6 separate regions of the Mus musculus genome follow, and all the other regions are linked to region 1. The links are chromatin loops, found by intact Hi-C in ENCODE. Cell type or tissue: left cerebral cortex. All regions are shown on one strand.

Region 1 (4,000 bases):
AAAAACCAAGTGCAACCGTTATCTTTGCTGTTCTCCTGCTGGTAATCGTAACTGGTAAGTAATGATGACGTCATTTCACTTCCCTTCATTGTCTTTATTTGCACTTATTTTGTGTGTGTCTGTGCATGCACCTATATACGTATGCAATCCACACCACATGTGTGGAGGGCAGAGGACAACTTGCAGGAGTCAGTTCTCTCTTACCTTATGGGTACTGGGGATTGAATTTAGAATATCTGCTTTGGAGGAAAATACCTTGACCTACTGAACCTCTGCCCTCGTTTTCTTTTTTGTGTGTTTTTACCTTTCCAGATCATCAAAACGAACATAAAGTAGCATTGGAATCTCATGGGAATTCCATCATCTGGCTGAGTGTCTCATAGGCAAGCAGATGCTAACAGACATTTTCTGACCCAGGCTCCCATTGATGTTTACAGTAGTGTTCCTACTAGACCTTATTTAAATATTTAGACACTTTTATTGAGTAAATGAAAAAAAAAGATAGCAAATCATAAGCATGCAAATGCAGTGAGCGACATGAATATGAGCAGTGAATGTCATATTCACATTTTTAAGAGAAATGTAATCTTCAACCAAACACCAGTTGTTAAGTCTCATTGTTACTAATAGTGGTGATGTACTGCTTTGTGAGGCTAGAGAGGTGGCTCAGGAGGATCAAAGCACTTGCCTTGTGACCTTCTGACCTGTTTGGTCTCCAAAGCCTACAAATCTCAAGACTGTCCTTGGGCTTCCACATCCTTGCCATGGCATGCACATTTCCACACTCACATATTAGACATCAATAATGATTTTTTTAATGTTTTGTAATTTTTCCAGTCATTTAGTCTATAAGTTTATTATTTTACGATTCTACGAGACCTTCTGCGTGAGAATATGAATGGTTTTACCTATATATTTATTTGAGTATAGGCTATTGTTTGTTCTTGATTTTGAAATGGGGTTTGACCAGACCGGAGCTCGTTATGTAGACAAGGCTAGCCTGGATCTTGTGGCAATCCTCCTGCTTCTGCCTCCCAAGTGTAGGGAATACAAACATGCACCACTACACCTGGCTTATTTTGTAATAATTTAATTCAATACCAAGCATCTACAAATATTCTCTTTCAGTGATCTATCAGCTCGTGCACTTGACATATCAGCCCTTGAAAACGGGATTCCAGATGGAGACATGCACATAAGTGCCATATGTCCTATCTCAGTGTCTCAGATAGTCAATCCATGCTTAGCACATATTTAGAACTTGGTTGAAGATGCTTATATTTAAATTCACCATGGCTCTGTATTCCTATGCATTCTTCTTACTTTTGCCATCACCTATAGTCAATACTTCTTATTGTGTTTTATTCTTCGTTTCTTGAATTTATTCTAAAATGCTTTCTGGAACAAGAATGGCTATGAATACTTACTTTTAGTAATATAAACAATATGTGCCTGATGGTAGTAAGTAACGTTTTTTAAAGTGATTTAAAGTGAGATTAGAGGTGAAAGTATAAACTCACACACTCTCTAATCATTTTATAGGAATAAACGGAGGTCACAGCTAATACCCAGTTAATCAACATTAACAGCTGACACCACGTATGAGTCCTTTTCCACATAGCGCCCTCTAGCGTCCAAAATGAATCTTACTAACTGCCGTGAATTCATAACTTTTCAACACAATGCTGGTTGTTTTAAAAGTCCATGAAGCGTTGAATCTTGACCAATCAAGGATGACCTATTGTCCTACAAGTCATAATGTTCTCCTTTTCAAGACTAAGGAATACAGACAGAAAAATCTCTGGAAAGATTGGAATACGTTTAACCCATTCTTAGAATTCTAAGATTTATATCGTGTATCTCTAGTGCAGCTTCATCGCAACCCAGAAAATAAACCTCACTGTCTTCCATGACAAATGGTGAGTGAAGCTTATTTATAAACAGCAACAGTTGGGAATACGGATCATTGGTAGTGGAGGGAATTATTGGGGTGGAATGGTGAAGCTCTGTAAAAGCCTCAGCATGAGAATATGAATGGTTTTACTCATATATGTATTTGTGTGTAGGGTATTGTTTGTTCTTGATTTTGAAATGGAAAATGCGCTCTGTTTTAGCTTTTGCATTAAGGTAGAATCTGTAGTCCTCACACGCCTTTAAGAAACCTCAAATGCACATTCTTCAAAGGGCACAGTCCAGCTCTAAGAGGCATCCGGAGACTCCAGGAAGGGATCCAGTCTAGGGAGGGCTCCCTCTTTTGTACCTTTTGCAGAGAACCTGGATACTCAACGCTGGGATTCCTAGATTGTTGCGGAGCCCAGAACACTCGGTCTCGGCGCTTCCGATAGCCTGTCAGTAGGTGGCGTCCTCGCTCCTCAACTGCAGGGTGTTCCCGAGGAATCTCCGCGGCGTGGCAGTCCCATCCCCCACCGGGAACAGCGGACCGCTGCATCCCAGACTTAATCTCAATCTATGCCTCGGCCCACCCCACAAAGTCGGAGGCGGCGAATGGCGTCGTGGAGGGGGCGGGGCTTCGGGAGGTGGGCTGAGGGGGTGGGGCCTGGGAGGAGACAAAGCCGGGAAGAGTTAAACAGCCTTGACCCTGCCGCTGGGCTTCCGAGCGAAGGTTGTGGCAGATGCTGATCTAACTGGGGCCGGCTTATTACAGCTTGTGTGTACGCGCGGGTGTGAGCCGGTGAGTAGCTGGGGCGCCTCCGGCTGCAAGCGGGCGCTCCTTCCCCTCCCTACAGGTGCCCCAAGGCTTAGAGCGGCAGCCGCCGCCCCTTACTATTAAACTATTCCGTTGAAAGCTGGAGTGAGAAAAAAGGAAGAAACCCCAGGTCTTGGCTGTGCAGAGATGAACTCAGTGGCAAGGCCCTGGTGCACTCAGGGACGCTTCCAGAGTTTGGGCGTAGAGAAGGGAAATGGGAGTAGCAGAGTGCTGCTTGCCTATCTGTATAGAAGGGCGCTTCCGAGGTTGGGATCGCTTTGGGAGGCGAGGACGTTGCAAGCAGTGACAAGTGGCAAGGCACCCGCGGAGGAGAATTTAGCTTTGAGGTGGACGCACAGAACTCTTGAGTGTTGGGTGTAAAAGGACTAGGCAGGAAAGCTGGTTGCAGAAAGGGTGTAAGCCAGGAATTTAGGCGTGTACTCCCTTCAAGGTTCAGGGGTGGGACCTGCCTTGTGGTCGGAGAAGAGCTAATGAGAGTGCAAGAGAGGGAGGGGATGAAGGTAGGCGGAGCCTCCAGCTTCAGTCTGTAGTGTTTGCTTAGCCACTTGGGGGCGCCCTGGGGTCTCGATTCCAGATGCAGCCATCTCAGTGGACCTCGTATTTAAAAGGTCCTGGCAGTGCTGAGAGGAGGGGCTGGTGTGGGGATCTGGAAGGAGGAACCGAGTCAGCTTCATTAGCAGAGCTTGCACAACGCCCACATGGATATCTCCTGTCTCAGTGTCACCCGAGGTCGAGCAAACCCGAGACCTGCAAAAAGCCAAAGAGCCGGGCGCTCACTCTAGGACTCACCGTCCTGTGGTGTGAGCGTGTGTGCGCACCAATATTTGTACTCCTGTGACCTTTATTTGGAAGGCTCCTGCCCTTTGCCCCTCTGGATACACTCAAGCACTGTACTTTAAACCAGATAAACTGGGCTGTAAGGCTGATATTAAATACAAATCCTCCTGGCAGGGGTATTTGTATGTTAAGACTTTCTGTTCCGGATCTTGCTTTGTTTTAGGAGATAAATTGAAAGGACACTTGTTTAAGTCATCAAAATTGAGAGGCCTTGTTATAATTGCAAGTCCGTTCACCATCAAGATAAGAATTAGCAATTTTGCCCTCTAATCTGATATCTTTAATGTGACCACATTGTATAGTTAGTTGGGCGTTAGTGCAAGTGTAGGCACTGGGAAAAGAGAGAAGCAGGAATTTTTCGACAATATACTGCAACTACTTCCTTAGAGTCCCCACATGTTTTGCAACTTGAACTTGGCTGGAAAACAAAAAGAT
Region 2 (4,000 bases), 920 kb before region 1:
TGTTGTCATCATTTCTGATTTAAGTTAAATGTGGTAAGCAAATAGATTTTGAACAATGTTTCTTTAATAGTATCTTGAAGCTTCTTAGCACAGAATACAGCTTGTTATGTTCTCCACCCCAACCCTATGTGTGTGTGTGCACGTGTTTGTTTGCATGTGTGTGTGTGTAAAGAACATTTTTTGTTCTTGTTGAAAATTACCTATGAAGGTGCAGTTGACCTTGCTGCCAGGCTGCTGTGCCACCTGCAGAACTTCCTGGGAAAGTTTCCACATTGTATTGTGAAACCTCCCTAGGGGTGAACTTCCCTGGATGCCACACTTGCCAGGTAAACACTGTAGGAGCCAGAAGAGGAAGAACACACCAGGAGGAGGGAGGTCTTTCTTCACGTGCAGGCTCCCTCTGCTGCTGAAGCTTGCTGGAAGGGGCTTTACTACATTAAGTTCCAGCATGGCACATACCCCCAAGAAGAGTGGATTTGAAGCTAATAGGTAGCTCTGGCTAGTGTGCCCAAAACAGAATCATGTGGAGAACTCTTGCTAATATTTATTACAATGTGGCTTGTTTTTATCACACGGCAAACTAGTAGGGGGGGTCATATCAGTAACAAAGCTAGAAATTCAAACTTCTTGAGGTAATCTACTTACTAAGTGGAATCATGTCACTTTCTTATGATTCTCCTTTACTACTTATAAATAAAATAAAACTGCTCTACAGATAAATGAATTTATCATTAGATGGTGCTATATGCCCATGTCATTTAATATTTTCCCAATAGCTAGCATTTTATTTTAATAATTGTGGCTTTATAAGTTTATGTAAAGGCAACTTGAAATTAAGAAATTTACAAATTACCTAAAATTTAAGTAAGATATGGCAAACTAGGTGCATTTTTTTTTTTAGCAGAACAGCAACAAAGCAAAGCAAAACCCTTAGAAAATGCACAGCTTGTGTGTGATTAACATTGACCTGTGAACATGTACCTTGGCTACACACCACTGTACCAGGTGAGTCTGTTGCTATTGCTGTGGGTGCTGGGCATCTTTCTCCCCATTTAAATCTGTTCATCTTGATAGGGCTAGAGATATCAGAATTTGAGCAATCTTAAGGCTGTAATACGAGAATCTGACCCATAGTAAGGTCCGCCTCCCCCCCACCCCCCATCTGTTACTGCATTCTGAATCATCTTTCCGTTCTCCATTTCTGAACTTAGAAAAAACTTGAATTTTTCTACCTGATCCAATAAATACCAAAAAGGAACAAAGTAAAGAATAACCTACTTGGACTTAGTGGCATTCATTCACTCATGCAAAATTATACGGTGTCATCATGTTGTCTAACAAAGCAGTCTGTAGTGAAAAAGATAAAATATCTAAAATTTCCTGAAGGAAGTGTTAAAGAAATAGTGCATATAAGGTAATTATGTATGCTTTATGTATGTGTGAGTGTATGTTCTAGAGTATAGATAGGGTCTCATCCTGCAGCCCAGAGTGGCATGGAAGCTTAGCTCTTCTGTATCCTTTTGAGTGGTAGGATCTCAGGTGGTTCTTAAGACCAAACAGATTAGTGTTGAAATATTTATTTTAACATCTTCAAAATGCATAACTTCTCGTTAAAACCTGAAGTTCCTGTGTATAGTGAACTGTGTATGCTCCTGTACGTAGCCATTTAATTTCAGAAGGCCTGTTTCCTTATCAGAGAGGGATAGGTGTGGATTCAGTGGTCTGTGTAAAAATTTGTTTTTGTTTGAATTTAAAAAGAAGTATGTTTTGAACATTTGAGAAGTAGAATTTAGATATTATAGCAGAACTTTTCAGATGTTTAGTGCCAGCATTACTGTCACACTTCCCTGACAGTTCCTCTGATATTCCATGAGATGGTGCTATGTCACTATATGATGAGTTCCTATTTGCTATTTCTCATAGCCTGTCACAGAGTTATGGGTTGTAACTATTATTTCAAAAACTATTACAGCAAAATGATATATATAATTTATAAGAAAACAATTAGTGATCAAAAATTACTATTTAAATTAAAAGTTGAAAATTTTCATTAAGTGACAGATAATAAGCATACTAATAATTGTGGAGCATATGTTAGTCTACACTGAGAACTGCCTTTCCAACTTAACATAAGCTTTCAAGTGTGACTGAGGAGTGATTGATTTAGTTATATAATAGATTTATAGGGAAAACATATCTTTCTAACTATGTGCAGTAGTCCTACTAGCTCATAAATGCTCCATGTCATCGGTACCTGCCTAAATAATAATTAACGTCAGCTATATCTATTAGAGGTCATAGAGTCAATCAGGAGATAAATACAGGATTAACCCGGGTTCAATCATAAAAATAGGAATTAACCATTTCAAGCAGATAGTGATTTGATATAGTATTGTTTTTCCCAGTGTTTGGGAAGGTTAAATAAATGAAAATGGTGATGGAGAAGGCAGGTATATTTTCGGAGACTCAGAGAGAGTGGGACTCATGTTTGTTGCCCTGTGTGGTGGATCAGAGGCAGACAATGATGACACCTCTCGGAGACAAAAAACAGCTGCCAATGCTGCTCTATAGAACTGAGGCTGTGATTTGCCTTGGGATGCGATGCCATTGTGACAGTCATACTGAGAGAGAATTCAAGGTGTTTGCTGCACAACTCATACCTGCTGAATCTCAATTCCTGATTGCAGGATTCTCTACCAATGTCTTATTTGTACAGGAGTTCAAGAAAATACATGGTAAGGAAATTAGGGAAGTAGTTCCCAGGTGTTTTAGTTAGGGTTTTACTGCTGTGAAAAGACACCATGACCAAGGTCAGTCTTACAAAATACAACATTTAATTGGGGTTTGCTTACAGATTTAGAGGTTCAGTCCATCATCATCAAGGTGGGAGCAGGGCAGCATCTAGGCAGGCATGGTGCACACAGAGTTGAGAGTTCTACATTGTAATCTGAAGGCTGCTAGTGGAAGACTGACCTCCAGGTAGCTAGGTGACACTCACAGTGACACATCCAACAGGGCCACACCTACTAATAGTGCCACTCCTGGGCAGAGCATGTATAAACCATCACACCAAGGTTGTGGCCATAATAATAAACAATACAATGTATAAGAGAGTCAAACAGTGCTTAGTGTTGCAAGCAATTCCCAGCACACATTGTGTGGGATGTTTGTAAAGGTCCACTACTCTTGACAGCTGAATGTTGTTGTCTTTTTAAAGATAATTTTATAAAGTATTTATTTTTATCCATTCATGTGAAAAATTCTGTTGGTTTAACTGGGTCTTTGTATTCTTGTAGAGAAATTTTAAGATAAGAAGTCAAGAGTAATCTACTTGTTAGTAGATCTTTTTTCTTTCTTTCTTTCTTTCTTTCTTTCTTTCTTTCTTTCTTTCTTTCTTTCTTTCTTTCTTTCTTTCTTTCTTCCTTCCTTCCTTCCTTCCTTCCTTTCTTTCCTCTCTCTCTCTCTCTCTCTTCCTCCTTTCTTTCTTTCTTTCTTTCTTTCTTTCTTTCTTTCTTTCTTTCTTTCTTTCTTTCTTTCTTTCTTTCTTTCTGGGGTTAAATCTAAGGCTTTGCACAAGTAAACAAGCACTTTATGACTGATCACATCCCCAGCCCAATGTATCTCTTTACCGAATCCTAGTATTGTAAGCATTCTCTCTTATGAAGACAGAAAGAGCAAGGGTATTTGTTGAAATCCAAGAACTGGCTCTTGGTTTTTTGTTGTTATTTTGCTTTGTTTGCTTATTTGGATTTTTTTTTTTTGGTTTTGGTTTTGGCTTGGGTTTTTGTTTATTGGTTTTTGTTTTGTTTTTTGTTTTGGTGAAATGTTTTCAAATAATTTAAATGCATATTTACACCAACATTGGAAGCCTAAAAGCCTTTAAGTTTGAAAATTATGACAGACCAAAAAGGAAAAGAGATGAAGGAAGGACATCTGTGAGATGGCTGAGCTGCAAACCCTGACAACTGGATTTCGATCCTTGGAACATGGTTGGAAGAAA
Region 3 (4,000 bases), 1.5 Mb after region 1:
GTATTATCCACTCAGCCGTCTTTCTTGTAACTCTGAAGGTGATTTCAGAACATGAAGGAACACACTTAAGGGTAATTAGCATACTGTCCAGACAATTCCCTGTAACTGTCAACAGTGCTGCATAGTTCATCAAATAATCCTTATTAAAAACCCTTGTCTTTTCCATCTTGTACATTGTGTAACAAAGGGGAGTGCCTTCCCACTTAAAGTGTGCTGACTAATTTTCAAAGCTACACAAAAGTTTTGCAAGGCCAAGAAGGCACCCCTTGTATGTTTGTGGGTGCTCATTCTCTACTTGAATATCACCTGTTTGCTCTCCTACTGAAAGTGGCATAAGCTGTTCTTCCATTTCAATTGGCAGATACCATTGTCTAAAGTGCCTGGACTTTGACATCTGTGAGCTGTGTTTCTTATCTGGTCTCCACAAAAATTCCCACGAGAAGTCACACACTGTGATGGAGGAATGTGTCCAGGTAACATCTAAGGCAGTGTGGAAAAAAATTCCCTGCCCCCTTACTGTCCTTACAAGACATTACATTTAAAAACCGTTCCTTCTGAGCCGAAGGAGATTGCAACCCCATAGAAAGAGCAACAATATAAACTAACTGGATTCATTGGAGCTCCCAGGGACGAAACCACCAACCAAAGAGTATACATGGATAAGTCCATGGCTCCGGCTACATATGTCGGGCATCAATGGGAGGAGAGGCCCTTGGTCCTGTGGAGGCTTGATGCACCAGTGTAGAGGAATACTAGAGGAGTGAGGCAGGAGTGAATGGGTGGGTGGGTGAGCATCCTCTTAGAAGCAAAGGAGAGAGAGAGATGGGATGGGGGCTTGCAAAGGGGAGACCAGGAAGGGGACAACATTTGAAATATACATAAATAAGATAACTAATTAAAAAGAAACTTTTCTTCTTTCAGTTAACACTTAAGACACTGGAAAGGGCCGGCTTAACCATCAACTTTTCTCAGTGTAAAAGGGCTCCCGTGTGACAGAATAGTAGTATGCACTGTAGGAAAAAAGTCATAATGACTTTTGTTGTTTTTTTTTTTTATGATTGATACATGCCATGAGATTAAACATAAATGTGCTTTGTTTACATCTCAGGTTTTTATAAATGTTTTTGGGAACAAGAAAAGGCTTAATGGGCTACATTATGACCATTGATCTCATGCTATCTACTAGGAAACATCTGTCAAAGTTACAAGGAGCAGGCATTAGCACCTGGAATGGATGAAGAAGAAGAAGGGTGTTGATTTGCTGGAGATGACACAGCAAACCTTCTGGTTGTGGTCATTCTTTGTAAAGGCTTTAATACGACTTTCCCCGAGTCCTAGATTTCAAGTATCTCTTTTCTTTCCCTTTGGAATAAAAAGGAAAAAGAACTTAACTAGGTTTTTGCTGAAAAAGTAAAACTTCACAACTCTCGATTCTTTTAAAGAAAATCATTAGTAATCAGCAAGTGCATTTAAGTCTAAGAAAAAAGAAAAATACAAAAATACAAAAGCATTTTGCTCTTCTTAGGGGGGTGGGTGGCAGTTGGGGTGCCTGAGGAGTGAGAAAACATTGTCTTTTTTAACCACTGATTTCGGGTGAATCTGTACAACGAAGTTCCTCTCAGCATCACTGTAGTGAAGGCTGCAGTTGGATTGCTTTCACCAAAGGCAGCTTCCCAGTTCTTTCCGATTCTCTCTTCAAGATCAAAGTCCATCCAGGAAAAGCAGGCGCCTGAATTTTTCCAAATACGTTTCCTCTGGAGCATACACAGCCTTGCTAAACTGCTCCAGCTTTGCCTTACTTAGTTCATTGCTTCGGAATACCTTTCTGGCCCTGGAAGCCTGCGACTTGACGGTGTTATAGTGACACCGTGTGGTCATCTTGTTAATAGACTTTTATTCTTAAGAACTGGAGTCCTCAAATTGAATATGGTTGTTTCTTTTCCCTGAAGTTGCTTAGGTGGGCAGGATGGGTGGATTTAGGGTCACCCACTACCTACTGAAATTGTATACAGTAGCAAACTGGGGAGGGTGTTCCTAGACATGAATCCACAAGTCATCACCTTATTCTTAAAGGAACCCACATCTCCAAATGTTAGCAACCATAAACTCAGTCCGATGTCCCTTCTTACAGTTTTTAGAATCCCCATTCTCTTTAAGAAGCAGTTATTTATTGACGCAGTTGGGGAATTCAGCCTGGAGAGTTGTGCTACATGCAGGTTTATACATGAAGGGTATGAGGAAATTCTAGGAGCAAGGAAGATTATTTTTCCCAACCACCAACAATAGAAGAAATAGCTAGCAAAGCTTTGATAGTGCAGCAGGTCATTACCAATGGATAAGGAAAGATCAGGCTTGAACTGATCTGATGCTCTTTAATTTTTTTTTTTACTGGCCTGATTTTATGACTTTTATTCATTTGTGTGCGGGTGTGCATGTGTGCCAACAGCCAACACGTGGAAGTCAGAGGACAAGTTGTGGACACCAGTTTTTTCTTTCCACCATATGGATAGAGGGTCAAACTCAGGTGGTCAGGTTACCCAGTGAGCCATCTTGTCTACCCCTCAAGGGCACCTTTCAATATTGTTCATTTCCACAGATGTCAGCAACAGAGAATACAAAACTCCTCTTCAGGAGTCTCAGAAACAACCTGCCTCAGAAACGCCAGAGGGTAGGAGCTGTGGGGAGACAGTGGCTGCTGGACCAGCTGGCTTCAAGGGACTCAGCTAGCCACGGGCCAGCCAGGTGCGTAGTGTGGGTGCTGCTGACACAGCCAGCATAGATTACAGCCACAGGTTTTCTCTCTTCTAAGTTTATTTTCATTACCGTATGTTAATTATATATCATGGGTTTATTATAGTATTTTCATACACTTATATATTTTACCATTATTTGCCATTTTACCTTCTCTTGTCTCCTATTCGTCCTGCTACCCCTTTCCTTTTCCAGAGTCCTCTTTCTACTTTCATATCTTCCTCCTTTCATGTTTCGTGTTTGTTTCTTTCTCACCCCCCTCCAACCTTTAACTGAATATATAAATCTCTGGGAGGTGTGGGGTCTCCAGAACCTCTCTTCCCCTGGTCACGAAATGCTGGTGGGGCCAATCCTGAGCAGGTCTCCTGTGCAGATCGTCACCGGTGGCAAGCCTGGAAGATGGTGGTCCACCCCTCCACCCCGTTCTCTTTCTTTTAGATCCTTTCTGCTTCCACTTCTGTGATATTCCCTGAACCTTGGAGGAGGAGATACACAGGCTGAGAACTCAACAGCTACTAATTCTCAGTGTTTGGATCATTCGTGAGGCCCAGCAGCAGATGTTCAGCTAAGGCCTCTATGGAGGGCAAGGATGGGAAGAGGGTAAAGATGCAATTACTTTTTACAGCCTTTAGGTTTATAGAGAACTTAGAGGCAACAGTGCCACGTAGTGGCCACGAAAGTAATTGCTCTTGCAAGGCATCAGGGGCTTAGAAGATTGTTTGAGTAACTGCTCTGCAAGTGCTATTTGCACTTCAACACCGGTGAAACCAGACTTATGCTATAGATGAAATTTCTCATTCTTCTGTTCGACTGCCCTAAATGGTAAAGCGTCCCCTGTCATTAACCTCCAAATAATCATTACATTGTGTTCTGTTGTCTTGTCTTGCTTTGCTTTTTTTGGTATGAATTCAATGTGTGACCCAGGCTAGCCTCTTAACTAACCACCCATTTTATTTCACCTACACAGTGCTGAAATTACAGATGTATTCCCACCACTTCTGATGTAAACTATAATTTTTGGGTGTGTGTGCATATATATATATGCACGCACACACACACACACACTCATATAATATGTGTACAGATGCCCATGTGTTTTGGGGCACAATCACATGTCAATATGGAGGGCAGAGGAAAACTTCAAGTGTTATTCTCTAGACACTGTCCAAATTTTTCCTTTAAAATGTTGTATTTATTTATTTGCATGTGTATGGGGTTTTGTCTGCAGTGCCATATGCATGCCCAGTGT
Region 4 (4,000 bases), 460 kb after region 1:
AGATTCTTTTGTTGTCACATCCTCTGCTAAGATGGCTACCAGTGCAGTAACCACTTATGAACAGTCATTTTCACCAAACATTCCAGTTGCTGCCACTGGTTCCTTAGTTACTTCAGTTATAAACAGTTTAGTAATTTTGACTGACATCCTACCTACAGAAATGGGTAACTTCTATTACCCTCATACCTTCATCTTCCTATGATGTTCACTATAATCAAGGAGTTTCTTCCTAACTACAAGATTTCTTGAGTGCTATCCACAAAGTGACATCTTCAGTGTCAAGTGGGCACTTTCAGAGTTTGCTGGAAACCTCCCCTGTGTGCATCCTGCTTGCACACACAGCCTTGTCCATTACAGCATGAAGCCCATGCTAGTGGCCATCACTAAGGCTATGCTCTCAGTGAGCTTGGGGCCTGCAGAGCGCTGCTGTAACTGGGCAAGTGCTGAGTGTCCTCATAACCCAGTGAAACCTCTGAGCTGCTTCTAGGACTGCCTGAGAGGAATCCTGGAGCTTCCTGGCTCATGAGACCATTTCTAAAAACAAACTCTCCACATGCAGAGTAAAACTTTTACTTTTGTACCTCACAGTTTCTGTTATAAATGCTCAGATTAAAAGTGGGGACAGCAAGAGTAAATAGACAATGAATGACTCAGCCTCAAGCTAAACCTTACAGAAGACTAGATGCTCTGAGACATCAACACAGGCAGATCCTTTCAAAAGCCCCTTAAAAGGGGAGGAGGCTTTTAAAAAGTAATAGCATATATACTGTACTATGCTGTCCTTGCAAAGGTCACCAAAACCAACAAGAAAAATAATTTATCAAGCATATTATTAAACATATTATAACAAGACCTACCAATTAATGATGGAAGCTATGAACTGCTGTAAAGTTAGAGATAAGAATGTAGTTTTATGACTATTTCCACTGCTTAAGTAGCTGCTTAGTTAACTTATTCTTTTGAACAGAAATACAATATAACAAAACACATACATGGTGGAAAGTTTTAAGAACTTTAAACAAGACTGGGCGGAGGTGGCACACGCCTTTAATCCCAGCACTCGGGAGGCAGAGTCAGGTGAATTTCTGAGTTCGAGGCCAGCCTGGTCTACAGAGTGAGCTCCAGGACAGCTAAGGCTATACAGAGAAAAACCCTGTCTTGGAAAACAAACAAAAAAGAACTTTAAACAAGAGTTTTAAACAGCCTTTAAAAACATTCTTTAAGTTTTATGTAAAACTTTATAGTAGCAAATTAAGAGTACTAGAAAAATGGTTCTGAAAGCATTCCAAAACCTTATATACTCACATGTCCTCAACCGTAATGTCCTTGAGGATCTGGCAGTAGTCTACATTCCATACAGCCTGGTCATCCCAAACCTTGGAGGCAAGAAGAATGGCTCCCAGAACAATTCTTTTCCAGTTGGTGGGACAAATGTCGATCTCAGCATAAGTTAGGAGCCTCTCTAAGTAAACCTGAGGAATAGAGAGCTGAGCTTTAGTTCATGGTGTGTGCTGAATGTGTGGATGACAGGCCTCCTCTGTGCTTCCCTAGGCAGGTCTTCAGAGACTCTGCTCTACCTAAGCAAGAGGCTAGATCTAAAGCTGCCCACTCGGCCCATTCATCAGAACAAGGACTGTCACTAGTTAAGGGCATCCTGAAGAGTGAGTGATACTGGTGTCATTTTCATGCTTGCAGAGCAGCAAACAGGCTCAGTGCAGATTCAGGCTGTTCATTAAACCCAAGTTTCTCACATGTAATTTTACAGGCATGCTAATGCTGGGCTTAAGTGTATAAAAACCAAGCTACCCTGAGATTATTTAAACCTTTCCCAGTTCACAGTAACCCTGTGTGGAACTAGGACAAGAGAGCCTCCCAGTGGCTGCTGGGTAGAGCAGCATCACAGGCACTGTGCCATCACAGAGCCACCTGCACCTAAGGATGGTCCTTTACACAGTCATTTCCCCTTCTCTGCTCTCACTTCCTAAAAGCCATTTTCTCTCTTACATAATCTGAAATTTCATTAATTCCCTTGCCTTTAATCACTGCACAGACTGAAGCAGGCAGATCATGAGTGTTTGCTTTGTTAGACAGGGTATCACTATACATACAGCTCAGGCTGGCCCTGAACTCCTGTTATGACTGTTTTCTGACGCGGTTTTAAATCTCCTCTAGATTAGTGACCACCCTAGAGACAATGCAAGTGCTATGCTAATGCAAACAGTCCCGTTTGGAGGACGGCAAGAGAAGCTCCCCAACAAGTATTTATGATCTTTAATTGGTAGAAACTAGATGTCAAGTTCAGCTGTGGAAGGCAGCCCATATATGGTATGAAGTGCTTTTTATCAAGATAAAAAAGGCAAAAAAGGAATTTACTTGTAAGAGATAATCACTATTTTTTTAAGGTCATTAGACTAACGGCTCAGATTTCGTAATGTTCTTCAAACTCAATTTTTTTTTCCCAAACACAAATGTCTGCCAAATATGACACGTTCTCTATGAGTTTATCCTCCAGCCCCCATACTTGGAACTCTCAACTATCTGAGGAATGAATCTTTCTCTCAGGACACCCCGGCTGTTCCAGAAGTAGTCAGAGAGCAGTGGCGCACTGGCAAACCGTGGCTGCCCTTACTGACAGGTATGGTAGGTCCTGGTCCTCAGTAACACTTGTCCTGTGTCACTGCAAGAGAGGACTTGGTTTTCTTCAAACCAAAGCCAACTCTTGTGTTTTGTGGGTCTGGCTCCATTCCACTGTGCACAGCATCTCAGCCAGAGATTAGTTCAATGTCAATGTCTGGTTGCTCTGTTCAGCTCAGCTCAGCAGCAGATCACGAACATGCCAGCCCACCTCCAGCCAACCACTTAGTGCACCCACTTGTTTCTGTCTCTGGCTGCTATCACTATTCTGAAACAGCTCTTGCCAAGCCATTCATCAGTGCCTTCACTTAGAGATTCAGACCTCTTTACCTCTCCACCTGCCTGGTTGTAGAAGCTTAAACTCTGTTATCCTTCTCCAGTCTGCAAGCAACACCTGTCTGTTATTGGCAATCTAACAAATCTCTATCCTGGGCATTTTTCACTGCTTGCACATACCATTGTACAGCTTCCTAACGTTCTACTTGCCTCTCTTCTGACCTCCAATTATAGTCTATCTCTCCAAAAACAGGTAGAAAAGCCTCCTAAATTAATGTCACTTTCCCCATGCTCAAGACTTAGCAATAGTCACTAACCAACCTGGAACCTCCCTCCCTGTGAGACTGACCCCTAATTTCCCTTAGTCCTTACTCCCCCCACATGGCCATCCTACTTTCCTTGAGTACATGGAATGTTCTTTCATCACAGACTTACCCAGAGGATCTCCATCTCACTAATGCTGCGACCCTTTAATGCAGGACCCATAACCATAAAACTGTTTTTGCTGCTACTTGATAACTCTAATTTTGCTATTGTTATGAATCATAATATAAAATATTTTTGGAGATAGAAGAGGTCACGACCCAAAAGTTGAAAATCATTGGTCTGGCACTGCTCCACTGCCTATAACACCTAAGCTTCTTGCTTCCTCTTTGCAGTTAGGCTGCTGTTTAAATGCCACTTCTCTAAGGAGGTATTCTGCTCATTTATCTAAAACAAAAACTCTCCAGTTGTTTTTACCATGCTTAATTTTCATGGCTAAAAGCAACTATCTGCAAAAACACCCGTGGTCTTCCTTACCAGGACATCATCTCAAGGCAAGACTTCCATCTCATGTGCTCGCTCTCACATTCTTTCTCTCTCTCTCCTCTCTCTCTCTCTCTCTTTCTCTCTCTCTCCCACCCTCCCTCCCTCTCCCCTCCCTCTGCCTGGTGCTACAACAGAGGTGTGGAGCGCTTGAGGCCTCTTTCAGCATTTGCCTGGTGGGAGTGCCTTACCATTGTGGGAGTGTCTTATCTTGCCTTCTATTACTCATTCCTGCATTTCCTCCTCCCCAGTAGACTTGTCTCTCAAACACTGAAGATAGATC
Region 5 (4,000 bases), 68 kb after region 1:
CATAGACTTAGGACAATTACTTATCCCCTGCTCTTGTCACAGCCTGCAGACTAGACTGTTCGAGCAGTGGGTCACAGCCTAAGTTCAGGTGCCTAGTTCATCCACCCCCATGGCCGAGTGTTTACTAAGTCTTACGGCTGTGGAACCAACTTTTCGGCACCTTCCGTTTGCTGAGATCCACATTGCCTCAAGTCCTGAAGGAAGGAACTACAGCTTTCTCCCTGACCACTGCATGGCTTCCTGCTCATTCCTTTGCTCTTTCACAATATGTAACTGAGTGTCACAGAGTCAGCAGTGAGCAAGTTGGGCAAGGTGCCTTGTCTTACATAGATCTTGTACTCTGTATCAAGGCTTAGCTTGGCTTAAGAGGCTAAGCAGTTTTCTGGTGTTTTTTTTTTTTTTTTTTTTTTTTTTTTTTTTTTTTTGAAATGCAAGTAAATACCACATGACCTGGTTTGATTTCTATGATTTATTTATTTATTTATTTTATTTTATGTACATTGGTGTTTTGAATGCATACATGTCTGCATGAGGGTGCCAGATTCCCTGGAACTAGAGTTACAGACCATTGTGAGCTGCCCTGTAGGTCCTGGGAATTGTCCCCATGTCTCCTGGGAAAGCACCCAGTGCTGTTAACTACTGAACCATCTCTCCAGCCCCGCTAAGCAGCGTTTGTTTTTTTAAGGTGAAGAAAGGCCCGCTTTTGTGGTGTTCTGGCTCCACACTCCCTCCACCTTGCCCAGTCTCTGCGTGTTCGCTGCTGCGTTCTCTCTGCCCGCCTGTCTCCTCTCTTCTTCACCAAATATGCCCCAGACCTGATCCCTGCTCGCTGTTTTTTTACTTCGATTTTCTCTTCTTCTAGCTTCGGGAACGTGTCAGTCACACTGGTTGGGTGTTGCATCTCAGTTCCCATGCTTCTTTCTTAAGGGGATTGCACTGTGACTTCCTGATTTGGTGGGGTCATCAGTCAGGGTTTGCAAAGGTCAATGTCAGAGCAGCTGGGCTAAGTGCCGCCTACACAACGGAGCTATAACAGGAGGCCACGTTGCTTTCGTGCTTGTCCTCCGGATCACTGGTTCAGTCACGAAAGAGCCTCTGCTCAGTGGTACATAGCCGCGATCCTCAGAATCCTACAGTTAAAAAAACGCCTCCCAGTGCTAAATGTGCCCCAGGGACAAAATCACATCTGATAGAGACTCTAAATATATAAACATTAAATAGCTAATCAAATATGTATATTATTAGCAATGCAAACGTGGCTTGTCTGGGGTAACTAATTCCCCAAATGATTATGGTTTGATGAAGCAATGCTAGCAGCCCCTCCCTCCCACCAGAGCTCCTACCCACCCCAGGCAGAGTTGCAGGCTGACTCCACCCTAAAGCTTTCTCTTCAACTTAGAAGAGGAACGAGCAGGATCTCTCAGTGGCAATGAAACATTTCAAACATTAAACTATAGGACTATTTTAAAACAGCCTTTTGGAGTTTAACATCACTTCAAAAATAATGGTTTTAATTATAAGTCAGAGTGGTTTAAAAACAATAGATGTTGCCAAAGGTTAATTACCGCTTATATCAGAATGCCCTTTGAATCCTTCGGATAAAATTTCTTCTAAGCAACAACTGAAATAGTTTCTAAGCCAGAGTTTAAAACCAAGAGGAATACAAATCAGATTGGGACGAATTTCCGGCAACTGGAAAGGACTTGTGGGAACTGTGGAAAGCTGGTGGCTTTCTCTGGGACTCTTTGCTGCCCCCTGGTGGAAGGATAGCAGCAAGTCATGTACTGTTCGCTCTCAGCAACAGGCTAAATAGCCATTTTTTTTATTAATAAGAAAATCGATTTCCAGTTTGTTTTGTTTTGTTTTCCTGCTGAAGACCCTGAACCCAGAAAAAGTTAAATTAAAGGCTTTACATAAGTACTGGCTATTTACAACTGTGCCCAGATGATAAATATAAAATGCCCAACATGATTTAAACTGAAGAAAAAGCATTAAAAAAAAAAGTGTGTGGAAGGAGATAAGGGTGCTGAACAGAGAACCCCGAGACCTCAGCTCACCTCTGTCTCTCCAAAGGTCATCCCATTTTAAAAGCCAGCTTTGAGCCTAGTGGTGCATGCATGCCTATAGTCCGAGGAGGCAGAGGCAGGTGGATCGCTGTGAGTGCCAAACCACCCTGGTATACAAAGGGAATCCAGGACATCCAGGGCTCTGCTGCACAGAGGAAAACATATCTCAAAAATCAAGAGAAAAAAAGAGCCGGCATTCACATCCATTCTCACAACCAAATATCATGCATGACTCTAGAGGCAAAGCAGACAGGGCCCAGACCCAGATCCATCCCTTCTAAGTTGGCTGCCTCCTGATATGGTCCAGGAATCTCCTTCCAAAACATATAAACACTGATCTCAGTCAGACAGGGATAGTTTACTGAGCAGACACCCCAGGACTGATTGACCAGGGCCACAAATCCAGACTCAGGAGCTGGTTGTGACATTAAGATGCTTTTTAAGCCTATAATCCACAAACATCTGCGCCAAGTTATTCCACCAATCAGGATCTAGGGATAAGGGATTTCCTTAGGAACATGTCTTTGCTGTACACTTTTCCTGCTCCTATTGGTGGGGGTATTCAGCTGTGGCAGGGGACGTGTCTAACATTCATGTCCTAACTTGTCTACCAGAATGGGTCTTGTCTAACACTTAGGTCTTAACTTGCCAATGAGGATGTTACTTATCCAGGAACATGACTCTTTCTGCCAAGTAGGATGTCAGTTCCCAGGGAGGTCTTGGGAAATTAAACTTTACTCGATCCCCTACTCAAAATGAAAGTCTTATTCCCAGTAGTTCCTTATATTGGTGCAGGTGTCTCTCTTATATTGGGTTCCATCCCAGGGCTAGTTGGTAAAAGCAACATCATAAAAGCTCATCGATAGGTGTAGGAAGTGCTGCTGAGTGGTTGGTTTGGGTCCAAACTGACTGTGGGTATTATGAAATATGATGCAGTGGCAGGCAGGGATGCTGGTAGGCCCATGCCAAGGTTTATTTGGGGGAAGGAAGGGGAGTGAGGACCTGGAGAAGGGGTAGAGACAAGCAGAGCCATGAGGGCAGAGAAGAGGGGACTGAGGAGGACAGAAAGAAAGAGAAGCCGGCTGGGAATACATGGAAACAGAGAGAAATAGAAAGAGAATGGGGGAGGGGGAGAAGTCTACTGACTTCTATTTCGACTGGTTTCCAAGTGCTCAGAACATAACAGAATATGTAATCAACTTGGGCATGAGAAAGTTTCCTAGTAACATCAGGAATATATGAGAAAGTTTCCTTATAATATTAGTAATAGCACAAAATGGCAGGTAACCGTTACCTAGTTTCCTATGTGTAAATAGGTTTGATGACACATCCCCAACCACACCAGGCTATTCTGGGGATTAATCGGGACTGTGCTCATCAATTACATGACAGCCCAGGGGAGCCTTCCATATGACTGTATTACTGCTAAGCTCGCCTTGCTGGGAACACCAGGGATAAGACAGAATGAGGGACGTGATATAACTATATTCGTTAATTTATTTTTTAATAAAAATATTAACAAAGTTAAGGGCACGTTAAAAAAAAAATTCCAGTTGCATACGTAGCAATTCCTAGCCTGTAGTGTGCATCGGTTTGTGGGGCAGGAGGGAGCAGGTGAAGACATGTCAGGGCAAGTTTCTCACTCAGCAAAGGAAAGGCTGGAGCCTGGGGCAGAAAAGAGGAAGGGGCTGTGTGCAGTAGAGGGCTGTGAGGAATGTCCTGTGCAAAGGGGGCTTCTGTGGGTCATGAGAACCAAACACAGAGCAGGGGCTGTAGATGAAGATCACGTTCACCCGCCTTTCGGCTGCCACATCGACACGGTTCACCGGGACTCGGTTGGTGAGACTGAGACACGCCAAGACACTGTAAGCAGCAGGCGCTCCGCGCACAAAACTCACACCGCTGTAATGTGGAACTGTGTCTTCCTTTCAGGT
Region 6 (4,000 bases), 130 kb after region 1:
GTTTTCTGACGTCCTGCTGTTCTCTGGACACACAGTCCAGTTCTCACAGGATCAAGATCTACGAGCGAGAGGACTACAGAGGCCAAATGGTGGAGATCACAGACGACTGCTCCCACCTGCAGGACCGCTTCCACTTCAGTGACTTCCACTCCTTCCACGTGATGGAGGGCTACTGGGTCCTCTACGAGATGCCCAACTACCGGGGGCGGCAGTACCTGCTCAGGCCTGGGGAGTACAGGCGCTACCACGACTGGGGCGCCATGAATGCCAGGGTGGGCTCTCTGAGGAGAATCATGGATTTCTATTGAAATATTTTTACTCTACCATTTTCTCCATCTGGACAGTAATAAAATATTTCCTGTGTGTTTCATGCAATAACAGAGTTCTCTGTTCCTTTCACCCTCAATTGAAGGGCGCAGCAAAGCTACTCAGAAATGATATGGATAGTATCATACATAGGGGTGGGCTGGGAACGGAAAAGCAGACAAGAAAACGTGCAACTTAAGACAAAAAGCACAGATTCTGGGGGGGGGGGGGGGGACCAGAAGTGGGCGCGTGTCTCTGTAAGAGTTAAATCCTATTGGCTGCTTGCTAGCTGGGGTGGTTTAAGCGTTTGGAAGGGGGTGGGGGGAGGTTAAAAAGGTTCCCTTGGAGGCACACAACTGGCCATTAATAGGAGCAACCATTGAGGAGTCAATTCGAGAACATCAGGCAGTCCAGACCTGCCTGGCCATTACTGGGGGCCACAGGGCAGTGCAGTCGAGAATCTAGAGGAAAAAGTAACCACGTTTCCAGAAACCACATCACTGTAGATACAGAAATGGGCTGTGGCTCATCCAGAGAGGTGGAGGTTTCACAAGATGCTGTGGCCCTGGCTAACAAAGCTAGTGGCCAGGGTCACTAGCTTCAGGCGATGGATTGATGTCACTTATCATTTCTGTGCCCCGGTTCTCTAGTTTGTGAAGGTGAGAGGTATTAATCCCGACCTGACGAAGAACAAATATGGATTTTTGTCATCTGATTGTGATGATTGTTTTGTAACGGGGCCACACACAAAGTAACTGCTGCCTGCACACTGGACTTGTGGTATACAGGTATACTAAATACTTCTTATACAGCATTTGCACCAAGGTCGGTGCTTAACAAAGTATAACGAATTGAAGTTGGGCTATATCACAATCTCTCAGGATACTTACTAAAATTTTTAGAGCCTACAACACATTCCTTGATAGCTGACTGTTTTGCTTGTAAAATTAAAGAGCCCTGAGACTTAAGTCTGGTTTCGTAGCTCAGAGTCATATCCAAAAGGGTTCACATATTCATCTTAGATACTGTGATCTACTGAAAGATGACAGTGAATGGAGCAGGATCCTTCACATACAAATACACACATACACATATACTCACATGCATACATGCACAGGGAAATTTCAAAATAAAAGTAAATCCTTAAAAAAATAAAAGAAACTTTAAATTTTAAAGAGAATATAAGGTAAAGATGAAATCAGAGACTTGTGTGCTATTTTCCTATTTAGGAATTAGGTATTAGGGTATCCCTAACTCTACTTGGAATACACCCTTTTTTTTCTTACTACTTGTACCTGAGATGCACCAACCCACTTTAGACAATTCCCATCACTTAATATGGATAAAGCCTGCCTGAAAAACAAGTTTTGTTACCAAAGTGAAGAAAGAATTACTGGAACCTTTTCATGGGGTTCTAACCATCAGCCTCAGGCAGAATAGCTATTGATTTGCAAGCATATTTCAGGAACAAGGCCTGGCTGGGTACATTGCTTCAGTGGAACAAGGAAAAGACCAGTGACAGGTAGAGCAGGGACCATCCTAATTGTATTTTCCATTAATTAACCAAAGGAATTATAAGAGAATCAAGAAGACACTAACAGATCAGAAGAAAGTCTTTTGAATACAAAGACTTCAGAGCCCTAGTCCTATTACATTCGCTGTCAGTGGAACTCATTTTAACCTCTCACATGTCATTGTGAGCATGCTCTGTGTGCAGGCTTTGCTATGGTCTATGGCTCTTTCCTTGAACTCAGGTCACCAGGCTTGTGGTAAAGGCTTTTACACACTGAGCCACGTTGTTGACACCATCCCTTCGTCCCTTCCCCCTCCCTCCTTCCCTCCCTCCCTCCCTCCTTCCTTTCTTCTTTCCTTCCTCCCATCCTTAAGATGAAAATCTGGAAGCCTTTTATGACACACAGATTAATTAAATGATGGAAAATTCCTTAAATGTCAACTTTTTCAAGCATCTGCCTTACCTTCCTCCATTGAGAAGCCTGTACTATAGAGAAGACCGCCACCTAGTGCTCACTAGAAGAAAGGCAATTGTCGGAGAGCCCTTTCCAGAATCACGAATGCAGAGAAAACAATTTAATTTTATTAAACAAATATATGTTTTACTTAAAAATAACTGTTGAGCATGGTGTTCCATGAGAGGCCTGGCTATCATTGGCAGAGGGCGGCTCTCTAATGGAGAAGCCAGCATTTGCGTTGTGCTCAGTTCAACATCTCCTCCCCCATCCCTCAGAATCTTATAGATACATATCTGATGTACGAAACTTTGAGTTCCTGAGGAAAGAGACTCTATGTTCTCCAAATAGTTCCTCAGTTCACCTTCAATCCCAACCTCTACCTTTCTTACGGTTTCTCGCAATTACTTTTATAGTCTTCCTTTCTTCTCACTGTAGGTGATATATGTGTGTGTGTGTGTGTGTGTGTGAGTATGTATGTATGTATGTATGTATGTATGTATATATGTATATACATATATACATACATACATATATCTTGTTGATTAAGACTGACTTCTTTTGTTTTTCTGTCCCTCTCTCAGTATCTACACATGTACACAGAAATCCTTATCCTGCACATGGTGAGACACCTCAAATGGACCCAAGCGCTTTCAGAAACAATGCACATGGCACAATGCTCTTCCTTTCTGTTTGAAAGCTGTGGTCCTCACCTTTAAAAATCAAGGTCCTATGCCTAAGCTCTGGTTCTGCAGGTTGGTCTGAGTTCTTCTGCCCAGAGCTGCTCATCTTCTTCCGGAATCCTGCTCCCAGTGTCAAGGGCATCAAGAAGTCTTGATGCAGCTCTCAAGACCAGTCCATATTCTCATACCCTTTGGTATATATTCAAGAAAACCTTGGAATTGTGCCACAAAATCTGGATCCCTGAGCCCTTCATGGAATATCCAGATTCCAACTTTGAAGCTCAGCCTCATCCACTTAGCATTTATTTATTTGTTTATTTACTTATCTATAAATTACATTTATTGCCGGGCAGTGGTGGCTAGTGCCTTTATCCCAGCACTCAGGAGGAAGAGGCAGGTGGAACTCTGTGAGTTCAAGGCCAGCCTGGTCTACAGAGCCAGTTCTAGGATAGCCAGGGCTACACAAAGAAACCGTGTCTCAAAAAACAAAACAAAACAAAACAACCCCATCTAAAACAAACAAACAAATAAGATAGAAAAACTTTCCAAGAGCTCAGGGCGTCCACAGCAGTGACCACCCCTTGTCATGAGAAACTCTCAGGTCCAGGGATAACAAAGGTTTCGGTTCAGGTGAGCACTGAGCTCACCTCTGAGCTATCACCTCACTCACAGATGTTTTTCTGTGAATCTAGGGAATCTGTTACCCTACCTTTATATGGACCCCCCCCCACCTCGTCTCAAGAGACGTAAGTGGTTTTCCAAGATTTTCAAGTGGGAAAGTTGGAAGGTTTTAGGTGCCCTGCTATCTCAGTCTGACCAGCATTAGGCTCTCAGACAGGAGCTGTGCTCAGTCCACTTCCAGTCATAGCAGTGTTTGCTGACAATATCTCCACATATCTGCATTTCACACCGTTTAACTTGTGCTCAATCTAGATGATCACGCCTGCTCTGCCTGAGCTACTCTGCAGCATTAGCTAATGTTTACTGCAGACTCACAATCTTGATGACAGCAAATTTGTGGAACTTCTTGAGGCTCCACGGTTG

Evidence for each region. Hi-C counts contacts between places; a loop is a spot of excess contacts. Peaks named below come from ENCODE experiments on the same cell type or tissue, not always from the same donor. Only the 100,000 strongest peaks of a DNase experiment are listed, where the experiment ranks them.
Region 2: a loop joins it to region 1, with 7 times the contacts of the local background. A loop is called at or near these places in 2 of 42 quality-filtered maps.
Region 3: a loop joins it to region 1, with 2.7 times the contacts of the local background. A loop is called at or near these places in 2 of 42 quality-filtered maps.
Region 4: it touches region 1 in a loop (5-fold over the local background); 6 of 42 quality-filtered maps call a loop at or near these places.
Region 5: it touches region 1 in a loop (12-fold over the local background); 26 of 42 quality-filtered maps call a loop at or near these places.
Region 6: it touches region 1 in a loop (8-fold over the local background); 26 of 42 quality-filtered maps call a loop at or near these places.

The regions. Positions count from the first base shown.
Region 1 is chr1:65,177,682-65,181,681 of GRCm38, reverse strand. Idh1 (isocitrate dehydrogenase 1 (NADP+), soluble) reads left to right here and starts at 2,540. Exons shown (of 9, transcript NM_010497.3): 1 at 2,540-2,692. In left cerebral cortex, CTCF peaks have their summits at 1,628 (motif pointing left), 2,346 (motif pointing right) and 3,265 (motif pointing right); DNase peaks (open chromatin) are centred at 1,638, 2,416 and 3,262; H3K4me3 peaks cover 2,376 bases; H3K27ac peaks cover 1,698 bases.
Region 2 is chr1:66,097,903-66,101,902 of GRCm38, reverse strand. No RefSeq gene overlaps it. Among named protein-coding and RNA genes, the nearest start is that of Gm51629, 130 kb to the left of the region's middle. In left cerebral cortex, a CTCF peak has its summit at 1,868; a DNase peak (open chromatin) is centred at 1,849.
Region 3 is chr1:63,657,612-63,661,611 of GRCm38, reverse strand. Dytn (dystrotelin) reads left to right here. Exons shown (of 15, transcript NM_001081658.1): 9 at 362-473; 10 at 2,597-2,742. Among named protein-coding and RNA genes, the nearest start is that of Dytn, 27 kb to the left of the region's middle. In left cerebral cortex, CTCF peaks have their summits at 1,873 and 3,423; DNase peaks (open chromatin) are centred at 1,854 and 3,421.
Region 4 is chr1:64,715,603-64,719,602 of GRCm38, reverse strand. Ccnyl1 (cyclin Y-like 1) reads right to left here. Exons shown (of 10, transcript NM_001097644.1): 8 at 1,306-1,472. Among named protein-coding and RNA genes, the nearest start is that of Fzd5, 20 kb to the left of the region's middle. In left cerebral cortex, a CTCF peak has its summit at 1,883; DNase peaks (open chromatin) are centred at 1,887, 2,577 and 2,814.
Region 5 is chr1:65,109,963-65,113,962 of GRCm38, reverse strand. D630023F18Rik (RIKEN cDNA D630023F18 gene) reads left to right here. Exons shown (of 8, transcript NM_001285882.1): 6 at 3,999-4,000. It overlaps Gm36358 (a long non-coding RNA gene), which reads right to left and starts at 1,680. Exons shown (of 3, transcript XR_373471.3): 1 at 1,566-1,680. In left cerebral cortex, a CTCF peak has its summit at 1,759 (motif pointing left); a DNase peak (open chromatin) is centred at 1,736; H3K4me3 peaks cover 408 bases.
Region 6 is chr1:65,044,932-65,048,931 of GRCm38, reverse strand. It overlaps Cryge (crystallin, gamma E), which reads left to right. Exons shown (of 3, transcript NM_007777.3): 3 at 36-375. The coding sequence ends at 308. Among named protein-coding and RNA genes, the nearest start is that of Cryge, 4.2 kb to the left of the region's middle. In left cerebral cortex, a CTCF peak has its summit at 2,337 (motif pointing left); a DNase peak (open chromatin) is centred at 2,329.